Regions from separate parts of the Homo sapiens genome. Here region 1 is linked to region 2. A link is an interaction called in ENCODE POLR2A ChIA-PET data of the cell type or tissue named here. Cell type or tissue: PC-9. All regions are shown on one strand. Links, peaks and the distances in the headings refer to the core of each region. The heading gives the core; the rest is flanking DNA. Region 1 overlaps SMURF1 (SMAD specific E3 ubiquitin protein ligase 1). Region 2 overlaps MYH16 (myosin heavy chain 16).

Evidence for each region. Peaks named below come from ENCODE experiments on the same cell type or tissue, not always from the same donor. Only the 100,000 strongest peaks of a DNase experiment are listed, where the experiment ranks them.
Region 1: POLR2A ChIA-PET joins it to region 2 with 18 read pairs; 5 of 35 experiments call an interaction of 5 or more read pairs at or near these places.

What each region holds. Positions count from the first base shown.
Region 1 is chr7:99,070,525-99,075,903 of GRCh38, forward strand. All of the region lies in intron 1 of SMURF1 (SMAD specific E3 ubiquitin protein ligase 1), which reads right to left. Among named protein-coding and RNA genes, the nearest start is that of SMURF1, 71 kb to the right of the region's middle. In PC-9, for the core only: no CTCF peak of the experiment used is centred there; a DNase peak (open chromatin) is centred at 2,487; H3K27ac peaks cover 2,060 bases.
Region 2 is chr7:99,308,089-99,313,467 of GRCh38, forward strand. It overlaps MYH16 (myosin heavy chain 16), which reads left to right. Exons shown (of 24, transcript NM_001431356.1): 24 at 2,651-3,036. The region is part of intron 2 of LOC105375421 (a long non-coding RNA gene); the gene reads right to left. Among named protein-coding and RNA genes, the nearest start is that of ARPC1A, 15 kb to the right of the region's middle. In PC-9, for the core only: a CTCF peak has its summit at 5,015 (motif pointing left); DNase peaks (open chromatin) are centred at 623 and 4,973; H3K27ac peaks cover 289 bases.

The DNA.
Region 1 (5,379 bases), core at 257-5,256, 240 kb before region 2:
CCTAGCTCCACTGAAGCAAGTACTGTGTCTTTTATTCTTAACCACTGTCTCCCCAGAGGCTGAAACAGTGCCTGGCACATGCAGTTGACTTTAAACATATTTGTTAAATGGTATTAGGTAATGACTTTTTTTTTTTTAACTGTGTAGTTAACCCACTAGAATGTAAGCATCAAGAAGGCAGACGCTGCCTTCTCAACCATTACATTCCTAGCACGGAAGCACAGGGCCTGGCAGAAATTAGCGCTTGATCAATGTTTGTTGAAATCAATGGATAACTGCCTGCTTGAATGAATGTATGAAAACAACTGTTTTGCAAGCGCCACAATGTGATGTGTCTGACTCCTATGCCATGTTCACAAGGAGTCGAGAGCCTGGAAGCTTTGCACACTACTGCCTGGAAGATCTGATTCTTTGGAAATAAAATATATATATATATTCTGCAGGTTCAAAGCAGAAGTATTATTATAATGAGGGAGAAATAAAGTAATAAAGTACATGTCAAAAAACAAGTACTAAAGTCCAGAGGGCATTTGGAACTTTTTTTTTTTTTTTTGAGATGGAGTCTTGCTCTGTTGCCCAGGCTGGAGTGCAGTGGCACGATCTCAGCTCGTTGCAAACTCCACCTCCCAGGTTCAAGCGATCCTCCTGCCTCAGCCCCCCTAGTAGCTGGGATTACAGGCATGTGCCACCATGCCCGGCTAATTTTTGTATTTTTAGTAGAGACGAGGTTTCGCCATGTTGGCCAGGCTGGTCTCGAACTCCTGACCTCAGGTGATCCACCCGCCTCGGCCTCACAAAGTGCTGGGATTACAGGCGTGAGCCACCGCGCCCGGCCAAAAACGGGACACGGAACTTTTTATTTGAACAAAGCTCTCATGAAGGAACCGTCATTTTTACATCTTAAGGAATGATCTTCAAGGATTTGTTACACCATCACATTCCAAGAAAACCGGTAACTGGGGATCACTCTCTATTTTTTAACATTAAAATGTTATTTTTCCCAACACCCTCACAGAATCTGCAGCCCCTGAAGTAGGAGCTCTTCCTGGATGGAGAAAGAAGACAGGTCGCACACAGGAAGCAATTGCCAAAGCTATTGTTTTCTTTCGTTTGGTTTTTTCTTAAGTATTATAGGCTAACACCTTTGCTTTGGAAGGTAAGAAAAGTGTCTCATTAAAGTCTATCTATATAGGACAATTTCTATCTCCAGATAATGTTTCTGTCTTAAATAAACCCAGTGGAATGTTTTACAGCGGAACAAGGGCAAGGCCAGACTCAGCGGCTCATGCCTGTAATCCCAGCACTTTGGGAGGCTGAGGCAGGAAGATTCCTTGAGCCCAGGAGTTGGAGACCACCCCTGAGCAACGTAACAAGACACTGTATCTTAAAAAAAAAAAAATAGAAATTAGCCAGTTCAGTGGTTTGCACTACTCAGCACCAGCTACTCAGGAGGCTGAGGGAGGAGAACTGCTTGAACCCAAGAGTTCAAGGCTGCGGTAAGCTATGACTGCACCACCGCACTCCAGCCTGGGCAACAGAGTGAGATGCCGTCTCTTTAAAAGAATAAATAAATAAGAAGAAGAAAGGAAAAAAAAAAGTAATCATAAGTAATAGCAAGAGAAAGCAATGTCAGTATTTTCTCTCTCTGTGTTCTACCAAATGAGGCAGTATTATTATTTTATAGAGATAGGATTTTGCTATGTTGCCCAGGCTGGTCTCAAACTCTTGGTCTCAGCAATCCTTCTGCCTCAGCCTCCCGGAGTGCTGGAATTCCAGGTGTGAGTCAACATTTCCAACCGAGGCAGTATTAATTTGACACATAGAAAGATCAACAGAAAATCCAAAGGCGGCCAGGCGTGGTGGCTCACCAGCACTTTGGGAGGCCAAGGCAGGTGGATCACCTGAGGTCAGGAGTTTGAGACCAGCCTGACCAACGCAGTGAAACCCTACCACTACTAAAAATACAAAATTAGCCAGGCGTGGTGGCGCAAGCCTATAATCCCAGCTACTGGGGAGGTTGAGGCAGAAGAATCACTTGAACCTGGGGGACGAAGGCTGCAGTGAGCCAAGATTCTGCCATTGGACTCCAGCCTGGAGACAGAGCAAAATTCTATGTCAAAAAAAGAAAAGAAAAGAAAATCCGAAGGTGAGGATGAAGTTTAGCAAGGTAATACACTGCAAAAACCCCACACGTGGCTATGAAAACCCCAGGAAATACACACAATCTTCTAAAACAAAGTGCCTTATAATTTCTTTCCTATTTATCATTTTATAGTGCTACTTCCATAACACTGAAGTATTTAACGGTATTATTTTGCCTGGTTTTATCATAAAAGCCATTATAATTATTTGGCTAATCATTATTCACATCACAGTATAAATCAGGGTAAAATAATTATGCTCAACTTGATTGAGCATAGAAGGAAAATAGAAGCTCAGAGAGATTAAGCAACAGCTCGAGGTGACCTGGCAAAGTTAGTGACGGAGATAAGAACTGATCCATCTCCTCAATGAAAACCACAGCATTCACTGACTCACGCTACTTCATCAAGACAACTGAGCATTAGAATGAAAACATTTTGGTGGCTCATGCCTGTAATCCCAGCAGTCTGGGAGGCCGAGGCGGGTGGATCACAAGGTCAGGAGCTCGAGACCAGCCTGGCCAAAATGGTAAAACCCCGTCTCTACTAAAAATACAAAAAAAGTTAGCTGGGCCTGGTGTTGGGCACCTGTAATCCCAGCTACTCGGGAGACTGAGGCAGGAGAATTGCTTGAACCTGGGAGGCGTGGGTTGCAGTGAGTCCAGATCACGCAACTGCACTCCAGCCTGGGCAACGAGTGAGACTCCATCTCAAAAAAAAAAAAAAGAAAAAATTTGTCACAACATTAAACGTTTCCAGTCGATGTAGCTAACAATAGATTCATAAGATCATTTAAAACTTAAAAAAAAAAAAAATCAACCAGACACAGTGGCTCACGCCTGTAATCCCAGCACTTTGGGAGGCCAAGGCAGGTGGATCACATGAGGTCAGGAGTTCGAGACCAGCCTGGCCAACATGGTGAAACCCCGTCTCTACCAAAAATATAAAGAATTAGCTGGGTATGGTGGCATGCACCTATAATCCCAGCTACTTGGGAGGCTAAGGCAGGACAATCGCTTGAACCCAGGGGGCTGAGGTTGCACTGAGCCAAAATCATGCCACTGCACTCCAGCCTGGGTGACAGAGTGAGATTCCATCTCAAAAAAAAAAAAAAAATTGGTCATGACCCAGCAATTTCACCCTTAGGTATGTCCTCAATGCAAATGCACAGATACATGCTCACCATGTAGTAAAAGGATAATAAATAATAGTAGCACAGTTCCTAATAGTTCTTTTATTGATTGTACTGTTTGATTGTACTCAGTTTTGGAACTGAGAACCATTGAGATGTCCATCAACAATACAAACAATAAAAAAGTTGTGGTCATCACAAAATGGAATACTATACAGCAATGAGAATGGCAGATCCTAACAACACACACATTTATGAATGAATCTCACAAACATAATATTCAATGAAAGCCACAAGACAATACATTTCATACAATGCCACTTATATAAAGTACAAAAGCAGACAGAACTAATATATGCTGTTAAAGTTAGGCTAGTGATTATCCTTTAGCAGGATAAGGTAATGACCTGAAGGACGCATGAAGAAGGTGACTGGGGAACTGGCCATGCTCTATGTCCTGACCTGGATGCTAATTATATACATGTGTTCAGTTTGTGAGAATTCAGTGAGCTGTACACTCAGATATTTATAAATCAATCATAAACATCAATAGACAGAATAGAAAGTCCAAATATAGACCCATGTCAACTGATGTTCTTCAAAGATGCCAAGACAATTCGATGATGGGGGAAAAAAGATAGCCTTGTCTAGACTGGAAAATAAGAAATCCAGCCAGAATGAATGGGATATCATTATGAAAAAAGAATAATAATAAGTCTCAACCCTTACCTCACATCATACACAAAAATTGGCCTCAAACGGAGCAGAAACATAAAAATTAAATACAATAACGTAAAAACTAGATACCATTAGGAAAATGAAAGGGCAAGAGACAGACTGGGAGAAAATATTAACAACCCATATGACCAACAAAAGACCTGCATCTAGAATAAAGAACTCTACAACTCAATTTAAAAAAAAAACCCAATCCAATTAAAAAATTGATATTTGGCTGAGCACAGCAGCTCACAACTGTAATCCCAACACTGGGAAGCCAAGGTGGGAGGATGACTTGTGTCCAGGTGTTCAAGATCAGCCTGGGCAAAACAGTGAGACCCTATCTCTATAAAAATTTTTAAAATTAACTTTTAAATAGACACCTTACCAAAAAAGACATCACATGGCCAATAAGCACAGAAAAACATGCTCAGTATCAATAATCATTGGTACAATGCACAATGCACATGAAAACCACAGTAAGGTACCACCACATACCTACTAGAATTGCTAAAATTAAAAAGACTGACAATACTAAGTGCTAGCAAGGAGGTGGAAGTAGCAGTAGTAAGTAGTGTTTTCCTGACTCCTGGAGACATTCTAGCAAATTATTATTATTTTGAGACAGGGTCTACACTCTGTCACCCAGGCTGGAGTGCAGTGGCACAATCACAGCTCACTGCAGCCTCAACCTCCCAGGTTCAAGCGATCCTCCCACCTCAGCCTCCCCAAGTAGCTGGGACTACAGGCATGCGCCACCAAGCCTGGCTCATTTTGTTTAATTTTTTGTACAGCTGGAATCTCAGTCTGTTGCTCAGGCTGGGCTTGAACTCCTGGCCTCAAGTGATCTGCCTGCTTCAGCCTCCCAAAGTGCTGGGATTACAGGATTACAGGCCTCTAGCAAATTACTGAACCTGCAAAGGGAACCCCCGATTTATTTATTAGTCAGAAATATAGGTGACAACCTTTGATTTGCAACTCATGGATAAGGTAGGAGTAGTCTTGTGGGACTGAGCCCTTAACCTGTGGGGTCTTTGCTAATTCTGGGGAATTAAGCGTTGGGATTGAATCGAACTGTAGAATAGCCAGTTAGCATCAGAATTGGGATTGATGTGGGGAAAAAAAAAAAAAACCCACACATTAGGTGTCATCAGTGTCATGTGTAACAACAGCTCAGAGTATCACACACAGGTCAATTTTTGTGTATGATGTGAGGTAAGGGTTGAGACTTATTATTATTCTTTTTTCATAAGGATATCCCATTCATTCTGGCTGGATTTCCTATTTTCCAGTCTAGACAAGGCTATCTTTTTTTCCCCATCATCGAATTGTCTTGGCACCTTTGAAGAACATCAGTTGACATGGGTCTATATTTGGACTTTCTATTCT
Region 2 (5,379 bases), core at 64-5,063:
ATACTTTGCCTCAAAATTAAAGATACCTGAAACCCCAACTCTACTAAAAATACAAAATTAGCCAGGCGTGATGGCACACGCCTGTAATCCCAGCTGCTCGGGAGGCTGAGGCACTAGAATTGCTTGAACCCAGGAGGCACGAGTTGCAGTGAGCCAAGATCACGCCACTGCACTCCAGCCTGGGTGACAGAGCGAGGCTCTGTCTAAAAAAAAAAAAAAAAAAAAAAAAAAACCAGAACTGAACAAATGCAGGCTTGATCCCCGGGGAGTAGCCACTATTCCTAGGAGAGGAACAATCAGAACCCATCATCCCTGGGAGTAGATCTAAAAGGAGAGATTAGATGGGGCTCAGCTCTGCCTTCCTGGTTCCTTATTCCAAAAACAAGATCAATCACTCCTTTTCCCATGGACAGAAGCAAAAGGAAAATGAGGGGTAAGGCACAGAATGTGATTCTGGAGGAGTGGATCCCAAAACATGGTCCCGGGACCAGCAGCATCAGTGTCACCTACGACATTCTTAGAAGTGCCTATTCTTAGGCCTGGCTCCAGACCTATGCATCAGCAGCTCTGGGGGTGGGCCCAGCATCTGTGATTTAGCAAGCCCTCCAGGTGACTCAGATGTGTGACTGAGTTTGAGAACCACCCAGATACATGGAGCCAGGGTGTGGAGGTTTCTCCTTTAACAAGAGCCAAGTGCTAAGAAAGAAAAGGCAACTGAAAGGGCTGGGCGCAGTGTCTCACGCCTCTAATCCCAACACTTTGGGAGGCCAAGGTGGGAGGATCACTTGAGGCCAGAAGTTCGAGACCAGCCTGGGCAACATAGCAAGACCCTATCTCTACAAAAAAATGTAAAAAATGAGCGTGGTGGTGGCTAAGTGCATGGAAAATGCTTTTCACTCTCTTTTCTACCCTACAAGGTAGGTATAAATATCCCCGTTTGTCAGGTGAGGAAAATGAGCTTGGAGAAGTTTGGTGACTTGCTCATGGTCACACACACCCTGTGCTATGAAAAGGCAAGTTATCTTTTATTTGAAGTTACTGTGGAGATTGATATGGTTGCCCTCTATGTGGGATTAATCAGGGCAGCAAAAAATCAAAGACTGGTTCGCTTTGGGAGGTGGGGTGGGGCTGAACCCTAAGCACCGACCTCCGTGGCTTCTGGGAATTATATCTGGCCTCACTGAATCAACAGCTTGTTGAATCAGCCCCTAGTGAGGAGGGTAAGTTTCCCTGCTCAGTTACGATTCGCTATCTTTCAGTAATGGTGGTCAGTTTGGGTTTTGGCCAAAAGCGATAACCCCATTGAACTTTGATGTGAAGCTGAGCTTTATCTGACCGTTTGCTTAGGGAGGAGATAAAATATGGGGCACAGAATCTTTTTCTGAATTCTCTAACCCTGAAATAATGGTTAGGTCAGGAAGTTAAGGAAATCAGAAGCTTGTCTCTGCATTAATGTGTTTTACCTTTCAGGCAAAAACCTGAAAGGGATCCCTCCCAGTGAGCTCTGACCTAGGTGGGAACTACTCATGAGGCTTCCTGTACACCCAGACTCAGAAGGCAGTTCAGCTCCTTCCACTAGGAGTCTTAGGCTCCAGGATTAGACATCCTTTAAAGCAGGTCCCCTGCCCTGGTTTGGCTGGACCTGGTACAATTGCTCTGTCACAGCAAGGATCTACTTCCATGCCATCAGGCTGCTATCCTGCCACCGGCACCCAGAGGTGATGAGGCTGTGCCTCTGGGGTCTACTCTCCATGTCCTGATCCATCCATTTTGTTTTTATTTAATAAGCCAGGCATGATGGCAGGTCCTTGTAATCCCAGCTACTCAGGAGGTTGAGGCAGGAGAATTGCTTGAACCTGTGAGGCAGAGGTTGCAGTGAGCCGAGATTGTGCCACTCCAGCCTGGGCAACAAGAGTGAGAGTCCGTCTCCAGAAAAATAAAAAAATAAAAAAAAACTGAAAAGAAAAAAATTAAAAACATAAATATAAAATATTTTAACAGAAATTTAAGAGAATAAATAAAACCGATCCTTCACCAGGCAGAGGAGAGAAGGGAATTCCAGACAGAAGGCCCAACACACACAAAAGTGCAAAGGTGGGATGTGCACAAGGGCACAGGCTGGCTGGAGTAGATGGGCTCAGAGAGCTGCAGCGCGGTGGGGGATGAAGCTAGCAGGGTAGGGTAGGCAGGGGTGAGGCTGTGAATGGCTCTACTGGGTGCAAGTATTCCATAAACTCCATAAGGAAACCTTACTAATTTTAAAAATCCATTTGTGGGATGAGACATGAAGTAGCTTTTCTTTCTTTGGAAGATGGTCACATCACAATAGCAAAACCCCTTGTGACACATCACAGGCAGGCTCTCAGGGAGAGCTCTGTATCCCAGGGCACTGCACTCTGAGCCCACTCAATGACTTGTATGGGCACATTATGCCCAAAGGTGTCTCTAAACCCTCAAAACCTCATGCAGAACAAGCTAGGTATAACTCAACAGTATCCATTACTAGGAAGGAAGCCTTTGCAGAAGCTTCCTAGGCATCCCAGGGAGCTGTCTTTCCAGCAAGACAGGAGCAAAGATGTCAGAGCTCCCAGCTCTGACCCACATGGACTTGCTCACCTTGCTCACCATCTCTCTTTCTCTCTCTTTCCAGGGTAATACAGATCTCAACTGCAGTCCATTCAGAGGGAGAAAATATGAAAATGGAAAACTGGGTCTGTCCTGAGAATGTTTACTATGCAAAAGAAAGTGCAAGCCAGGAAGAGACAGGTGGTGAAGAATAAAGAGCGCTATGGTGGAAAATGAGCTTGAGAATGTAAAACCCGCCATTAGAGGAATGAAAATGAGTGGGGCTTCTCTGGAACGGCAGTAAGCATTTGGATGACAGTAATGATGGATCTGTTTCAGTTGAGTTCCTACATGGTCATGTCAAGGACGGAATATGTAATGTCTGTGACCCGGCTGTTCTCTACAAAGAATTCCTCATGTTGACAATGTTAATGTCCCAATATAGCTTAAATAAAAGAAACATTAAAAAAATAGACCAACTGGAGCTTCTTTGCTTTCTTAGAGTCTTGCTCTGCGGCTCGGGCTGGAGTGCAGTGGCACAATCATGGCTCACTGCAGCCTTGAACTCCTGGGTACAGGCAATCTTCCTGCCTCTGCCTCCAGTACAGTACAGTAGCAGTACCGACGTGCAGCTATGCCAGGCTTTTATTTTTCTAGAGATGGGTTCTCACTATGTTGCCCTGACAGGTCTTGAATTCTTAGGCTCAAGCAATCCTCCCACCTCAGCATCCCAAAGTGTTGGGATTACAGGCATGAGCCACTACACTAGACTTAGAGCTTGTTTTTAAATGGAGAAATTTTCTTTTCCTAAGACTTATCCAAAGGCAATTTTTACCACTGCCATATAAAAAAATTTTGTTGCATCCCTATATACTAATTCACAGGCTTGCTTCTACTGGAAACCATGAAAACAATACAGTCTTGGTGAAGTTCTTTCCAAATTTTGAAAGTCTGTATCAGAGAAATGAAAACAAACTAGGTTTCTTAAAGCCAAGAAAGTTACGGAATCTCCGGAGCAGGTCAAGTCCATCCAAGCTAATGCTCCACATGGCCCCTGCACGTTCCACCTCATCTCCCAGGATGTCCAGACACCAGTGGGTCAGCTCCGTGAGGGCAGGCAGTTAGCTGTTTTGTTCACTACTATATCCTCAGCAACTAGAGACTACCAGGGCTGAAGTGTGCACATAGTAAACACATATAGAGTAAATGAAAGAATGAGCTGCCTCCCAGGGTAGTGTCCTTCCTGACATTGCCAGAAAGTTCTTCCTTCAATCCAGATGAGACCTGCCCCCCGGTGGCATCTGCATGCTGACCTGCTATTTCTTTCTTTTTTTAATTTTTTTGAGACAGTCTCACTCTGTCACCCAGGCTGGAGTGCAATGGCGCGATCTCGGCTCACTGCAACCTCCGCCTCCCGGGTTCAAGCGGTTCTCCTGCCTCAGCCCCCCAAGTAGCTGGGATTACAGGCATGCACCACCATGCCTGGCTAATTTTTGTATTTTTAGTAGAAACGGGGTTTCACCATGTTGGCCAGGCTGAACTCAAACTCCCGACCTCAGGTGATTCCCCCACCTCAGCCACCCAAAGTGCTGGGATTACAGGCATGAGCCACTGGCCCCGGCCGCTGACCTGGTGTTTCTACCCAAAGCCCTACAGAACAACCTTCATGGAAATCAGTTCTCAAAATAGGTCCCTACAATTTTTCTCTTCTTTAGGCTGAACATTCCTGAGTCTGTCAACCCTCCCTCCCGTGGCAGGGTTTCCGTTGTGATCTTCTAATACTCCTCGACCCTTTCCTTTCCTTGCCCTCCTAGTCTTTGGAGAGCTGTGGTGGGGGCAGCGCCATGAGGGAGGGCTCCCTGCCAGTTCCCAGCCCTCAGAACACACTGGCTCTCTGGGAATGGCGTGTCTTCCAGCATTCTGACCTCTCTCCAATCTGTTGGCAGGCAGAAATCACTGTCTGGGGTGGTGGAGAGAGGAACACTACTTCTTTGGTGGGTCCCTCTCCACCTTCACAAAAGGGCACATCACCCCTGTGATAGTTCTGAACTTGGCACTCTCGGCTGGGCAAGGTGGTTCATTCCTGTGATTCCAGAACTTTGGGGGGCCGAGGCAGGAGGATCACTTGAGGCCAGGAATTCAAGACCAACCTGGGCAACATATTGAGACCCTGTCTCTACAAAAAATGTAAAAATTAGCCAACCATGGTGGTGCACGCCTGTAGTCCCGGTTACTTGGGAGCCTGAAGGAGGATCACTTGAGCCCGGGAGGTCGAGGCTGCAGTGAGCTCTGATGGCATCACTGCACTCCAGCCTAGGTGACAAAGCGAGACCCTATCTCAAAAAAATAAACAACTGGGCGTTCTCTAGTCGGAGCCCTGGAGGGAACTTTGGTTCCTTCTATGCAATTGGACCAAATGTGATAACACTGCCCTCTGGTGGCAGGGTCTCTAACTGCTGCGTGTGGATTTCCCGGGAGACACCAAATCACAGAATCTTAGAATTGTGTATTACAAAATTCTAGGGCTGGAAGGGGCATTTAAAGGGCATCTAGACCAATTCTGAAGCAGCTGGGGATTCCCCCCCATAATATCCCTGAAAGAAATGATAATCCAACTTCTACGTGAACCTTCCCAGTGAAAAAAGGCAGCCCATTCCAGTTTTTAGTTTTGTTTTGAGACAAAACAAAACCAAAACCAGGGTCTTACTCTGTTGCCCAGACTGGAGTGCAGTGGTGTGATAGCTCACTGCAGCCTCAATCTCCCAGGTTCAAGGGACCCTCCCATCTCAGCCTCCTAAGTAACTTGGACTACAG